Linked DNA regions of Homo sapiens: region 1 is linked to region 2. A link is a contact called in ENCODE Hi-C data. All regions are on one chromosome and are shown on one strand. Each heading gives the region's core, a stretch centred on a gene start or an enhancer-like site at or near the end of the contact. The rest is flanking DNA. Distances are from core to core; before and after follow the strand shown. Region 1 has its middle 47 kb from the start of LPIN2. Region 2 holds the start of METTL4 (methyltransferase 4, N6-adenosine).

Region 1 (3,165 bases), core at 226-2,725, 490 kb before region 2:
GATACACAACTAAGTTTAATTTAAAACACTTTGGAAACAAAATAGGCACTGTTTGCAATAAATTATGAAGGTAATGCTCGCCTCCCCTGGGGTTGAGTTTCTACAGTTTCCTTCTGTGGTTTCTTTCCTCTCGTTTCTGGTTTTAGAAGGTTAAGGGCATAACCTATCAGGCCGGGACTTCAGCCTGAGGCGTTACTAGTGCCCATGGTATCACACAAAAGCCACCCACTCTGCTTGCTAAGAGCTGGTTCTAAGCCGGGAGAAAAGGTGTTACATTGCTGAGCCAAACTGAAGCCAAGTGTTTCCTTTCAGAGACGAGGGGGACGTGTCCCAGAATCAGAGAGTGTTTTATTACATTGACTCTATTTTGGTTGTTCCAGGGCTCATCTTAGTTATCTAAATGTCCCTACTGAATGCACCCATAGTTGCCCACAGGAAGCCTCTCCAAGGAGACCCCCATGCCAACTGCAGTACATATGTGAATGCTCCCTCCATTTCCTTGTTCTTTACAGCTTAATATTCCCGGCTAGAAAGAGCTAACCAGTTCTCGGAACCCTCTTTGCTCACAGGCTTCTGTCAGTACAGGCACCTCTGGTTCATAAGCTTCCCACGCAGTCCGGAGACATTCTCCAGAATTTCACGAGAAGCGTGTGTCTTCCTTACACACTCAAAACCAGGAGCTGAATTGCAAGGAGGCATTTGGCTTCATGAAAGTGAAGACTGTGCAGAGAAAGAAGAGAAGCAACTCGTTGCGGGGGCAGAATCGAGAAATCTGAAATCCTCCTCTCAGGTGAAAGTTTCAGCAGCACTGAAGTACAGATGAAAAAATAATGAAAATGAAACCAATTCCTTGTTTTCATCTCAAAACAGAAAGAAAAAACAATTACCTCTACGTCATTCTATTAAAAACACGGGGCATTGCCTGGGCACGGTGGCTCACACCTATAATCCCAGCACTTCAGGAGGCCAGGAATTTGAGACCAGCCTGGGCAACACAGAGAGTCCCCGTCTCTACCAAAAACAAAAAATAAAAATAAATTAGCTGAGCATGGTGGCACATGACTGTAGTCCTAGCTACTTGGGAGGCTGAGATGGGTGGATGCTTGAGCCCAGGAGCTCGAGGCTGCAGAGAGCCATGATCGTGCCACCACTCTCCAGGCAGGGCAACAGCAAGACTCTGTCTCCAAAAAAGACAAACCATAAGATACCATTTCTTCCATTCATTCATTCATTCAACAAATATTTACTTGGTGTGGGTCAGGCCCTGTTCCCCCAGGCCCTTCTGACCTGCCATGGTAGAAAGCCCTCTGTCCCTAAAATTCCTGCCTTTTTGCCAGGTTTATGTCCAGCACAAGTGGAAAATCACCAACAGCTTTGACCTCTGAACAGACACTGCCGGAAGTCATGGAAGTGAACTGGGGTGAAGAATTGGTTTTTTCCATCTCACTCAAGTGTGGCAGGACAGTTGCTCTGTAGCACCGGCGGCCAGGAAGTGAGGGGGAAGAGGCAGGAAATGTGTATTGGCTTCTACACATAAACTTCGTATCTATAAAGAATGAGACTATTTTGTTTAAACGTTTTTAGTTGGAATGTTTCTCAATTTTGTATTTCTTGAGGCTCTTAATTTTGTTTCTTATCTGGGCTGCATTATGGTGGTTAACATTTCAAAAAGTGGTTGAGCATTTCTAACGCTGTGTAAAAAAAGATTGTTGCCTTTAAATACAAGGCAGCAAAGAAAAAGAAAAGCTGTAAGTAAAAATATAGGCCAGGCACCGTGGCTCACGCCTATAATCCCAGCACTTTGGGAAGCCGAGGTGGGTGGATCACCTGAGGTCAGGAGTTTGAGACCAGCCTGGCTAACATGGGGAAACTTTATCTCTACTAAAAATACAAAAATCGTCTGGGCGTGGTGGTGCACGCCTGTAATCCCAGCTACTTGGGAGGCTGAGGCAGGAGAATCATCTGAATCCAGGAGGTAGAGGTTGCAGTGAGCTGAGATTGCGCCACTGCACTCCAGCCTGGGCAACAGAGCGAGATTCCTTCTCAAAGAAAACATAAAAATATAAAAACATAATGATAATGAGAAGCCATTTTAGCTAGAGTAATAGAAAAAATTCATTTGCATTTTAAAATATGGTCATGCTAAAATCACTTTAGCTTTTAAATAGACACTTTGATGTCCCTGGTTCTACTAGAACCTGTCAGTGACATTTGAACAACTTTTATGAAGTAGAAGCAGATTGATCTCCTGCATAGCTAAGGTTCAGAGACAATTTGTCTCATTTTCACTCTATTTTGATAATACAAAACTAAAATAATGAGGAAATGTATCACCATAAGGCAGAGGTTATTAAGTGTTCAGACCTTTGTTGATAAATAATTTAAAGCAAAATAAGTCCAAAGACTAGGGGAAGTTAAAAAAAAAAAAACCCACATGTCACTTCAAATGTTTATTATAGTGGTATGCTGTAGAGTTATTGTTGTAAAGTATTGTTACTGTGTTATTTGTGTATTATATAGAGATATATAGAGATACAGTTGTTTATTATTGTTATAGTAATATTATCTTGTTTTATGGTTGTATATTATAGAGCTACAAACATAATAAAAATTAGAAAACTTGAAAGAAATTGTATAAAGGCCTTAATTCAGTGAGACGATTGGAACTGCTCTCATTTCTGTGGTAGCCACAGTAACAGAAATTCAGCGTGTCCTTTGTCAACACAGGAAGTTTGTTACAAAGACATCATTCAAAACAAGAGTCAAATTCTGGGAACTCCCTTTAAAATGAAAAGGGAAAAAAAATCAGAAAGAATTTACTTTTATAGCCTTTAAAGTACTTTTTGTAGAGATTAGGCTAGTCACTGCAAAATAAATAAATAAATAAATTCTAATTCAATTCACTTCTTCTATGGACCGCTTGCATGAGTCCTTGAAAATTACACACCCTTAGAGCATGATATTTTCTTTTGCCGGAGGTATTCATTGGCCTGTATAAAGGTATGCATTAGTTACGTGCCTCCTCTGCCCCACAAGGCAGGCTTTTGAAGCATTAACATTTTTGTTGTTTTTCTCTTTTGTGGGGTGGGGGTGTTGTTGTTGTTGTTTTGAGACAAGGTCTCCCTGTGTCACCCAGGCTGGAGTGCAGTGGCTCACTGCAGCCTT
Region 2 (2,925 bases), core at 36-2,535:
ATTCCATTTAAAAATATTCAACATAAACATTTATTAACTGCCCACTATATATATAGGGGAGTGTGCTAGGCAATGCAGGAGATGCAAAGACGAGTAAGTTACGGTTTTTGCCTTCACAAGGGTATCCGTGGTAGCTAAAGCCCTGTCTGTTACCCAGACCACATTACTGCTGTTGGCTGTGCCTATTTCAATAGGAAGACAAAAAAATTACCTCAAATTCTCTTATTCACCTCAAAATGTTTCCTTTTCTTTGGTTTCAGAGAATGGAATTATTCTGTTTTCCTAATGTCAATCTCTCCTGCTCTGTCCTTAACCCATTGTTTCCTCAATTACTGCCCTTTTGGCATCAATCTCCCCTTCAACAAGGATAAATCATCCGGTCCATAAAATGGTCTATAGGCTGCCTCCATTTACAAACCACATTAACAGGTCACTCCCTTCACATCTGCTAAAAAATTTGTCTCCTAGGATACACATGATTGACAAAACTTTTGATCCTGTCTCATCTCTGCACCCAGCCTTCTCAGGTCCTGCCCTGGCTTTCAGGAAGGTGACAATCCTTTTACTTCTCTGGGTACTCCTTAGTCTTTTACACTGATTAGACTCTTCTTGATTTTGGCCGCCTATTTCCTCTTCAATATGCGCTTGTTCATCTATTCAACTTTTCCACTCACACCTGTGTGTCCACGTTTAATCTCCACTTAGAATGTAGCTCTCATGATTTAAGATGAAGACTTCTACACGCAGTCCTACACGGCCATAAGAAGCTACACTAGTATTCAGACGCAACCCACCCAACGAGTCCTCTCTTGTCCATCTCTTTCCGCCCCCTTCAATTCTTCCCCGTTTCCTCTCCCGAGCCTCCACTCCTCATCAGTGTCCCCCAGGCCCTCCCCTTTCCTCCTTGGGAAATCGTTGCCACTAGAAATTTAATAGATCCCGTGAAACCAGCGCCTCGCACAGTTTTGGCCTCGAGGCTTCTCCCAACAGCAAACAAACACCAAAACATCGCCTCAGGACCTCTAAATTTAAGTCATTGGCGCCATCACTTTCTTCCTCCAGAACAGCTCTGCAGAAACAAAGTTAATCCGATGTCATTCAGTCACCTTTTTTCCAGTTTCCTGACACGACCCAGGGACCGAATTTCTGTAAACCGTGCAAGTATCTGCTAGACAGGACAGCGGTCATCAAAACACCAGGTCCTTCCTCGGCCCGCCAAAGCCGTTCGAATTTGAAATTCTCCGCCGGCGCTGACGTCATTACGCACGACGCGCGCAGTAACTTCCATGCGACCGCCTCGTCGCTGGAAGGCTGCGTGCTGGTCGCGCCCAGCTGCGTCACCCCAGGAACTGGGGTCTGTGGGCCAGTGTGGCCGTCTCTACGAAGACTGGCACGACCCCTAAAGTTAGGTCGGAAGACCTGTGGGCAGCTTGAGCGCCGAGGAGTGCCCTGAACGCTCAACTCGCCCTGGAAACGTTTTTCCGTACAGCAACATGGCGGCGCCCATGGACTCTTAGAAAAGGAGAAAGCTTTTTCTCTGTGGACTGGAAGGGGCATTTTTCATGATCACTATTTAGATGGGTGCTGTTTTCATGAGGAGAGTCTGGGAAGGCGGCGTCCGCTTTTCTGACAAGGGAAGAGGTGAGGTGGGAGAGGGGCTGCGGAGTGGGTGGAATGGGCTCCCAGGATTGCGTTGGTACGGCTGCCGAAATTCGGGCTCAGTATTTGATCACTTGCCGGAGGCTCACGGTCCTCTGGTGGTGGCTGACCTGTGAGAGGCTAGGAAGAATCCAAGTGTTTGGGGGCGGGCGGCGAGGGAGTGGATGTGAAGCAGAGACGCAGGAGAGGGGTGCACTAACAACAGTAACAGTAGATCACTTTGCTAAAATAGGATTTCCTCGCTGCTGTGAGTTTGAATCCAGAAACAGGCACTGCCCGGTACCTGGAGAGTGGTGGTGATGAAAGATCTCACAGCTCCAGGAAGTCTGGATACTTGGGTCTGGTAGCAATTGTGCCATTAACTAGCGTTGTTATTTTTGGGCAGCTTGCCTTTCTGCTCTGAGTTTCAATTTTCCCGTCTGAATTTCTAGCTCTCACTAGCCATTCCAGGACCCTTTTCACCTCAGCTGTGGCCTATGAAGGGGATGGGGAGGAACCAAGGATTATATTAATATAAAAATTATATGAAAATTAGGCAACCGTCTGATAATAAAAAGTCTCCTTGTGGAATACTGTTAGGTTAAACTTTACCTACAGATTGTTAAATCCTTAGCACTAATGTTTTCCCCAGAAAAGATTAATGGAAACATCATTTGCTTTTCTGACTAGATAGTTGCTGCTTCCAAAGGTGGTTTTACACAAATACAAAATTAAAAACACCTTTAGTACAGAAATAATTGCTTGTATTTCGGTATACATTCACAGTACAGTTCAGCATTTAGTGGTCCTGCTAGCAATTTGCCAGGAAGTCAAGCCTGCCAATTTCCTGATATTCCTGCTGTGCACCCCAACTTCTTAATCCCTGCTGAGGATCTTGAGAAGCAGCAGCACCAAAACCAAAGTAGGCACCAAATTCAAGGTTCTTTTGGTTCCGGTTGTCACATTTCAAGCTAGACTCCAATAGATGGAAGGATGATCACATGTGAGCCCTGTTTAAAACTTCAATTTTTAAGAGCAAGCACAATTGCAGGAAAAGAAAACAATTCAGAGGGATCATGTGTGCTTACAGTTGTCTTCATGTGGCCTTTTCCCAGGTTTAACCACCAAGGACCCTGACAGCCGGGGTGTCTGAATAACCCTGGTGACTCTTTTCACCATATCAAAACCTGAGTTAAAAGGCTGATGATAACAGCAGAAGGTGGCAGGGCTGAGGACCCACTATTAATTTCCTAGGCTGGTGGAGAGTGAATAAATGTTCTTCCAACC

The links. Hi-C counts contacts between places; a loop is a spot of excess contacts on that map. Pooled maps may share reads with other maps.
Region 1: a loop to region 2 is called in a pooled map, with 8 times the contacts of the local background. The contact joins the enhancer-like site here to the promoter of METTL4 in region 2. A Hi-C loop is called at or near these places in 6 of 50 pooled maps.

The regions. Positions count from the first base shown.
Region 1 is chr18:3,059,046-3,062,210 of GRCh38, reverse strand. No RefSeq gene overlaps it. Among named protein-coding and RNA genes, the nearest start is that of LPIN2, 47 kb to the right of the region's middle. RefSeq lists enhancers at 769-898, 1,266-1,560. Within about 2 kb of position 1,475, at least 8 of the 41 ENCODE cell types and tissues checked have a DNase peak (open chromatin) inside an H3K27ac peak, as active enhancers do.
Region 2 is chr18:2,569,865-2,572,789 of GRCh38, reverse strand. It overlaps METTL4 (methyltransferase 4, N6-adenosine), which reads left to right and starts at 1,285. Exons shown (of 9, transcript NM_022840.5): 1 at 1,285-1,641. It overlaps NDC80 (NDC80 kinetochore complex component), which reads right to left and starts at 1,233. Exons shown (of 17, transcript NM_006101.3): 1 at 1,107-1,233. RefSeq lists enhancers at 1,228-1,387, 1,270-2,192.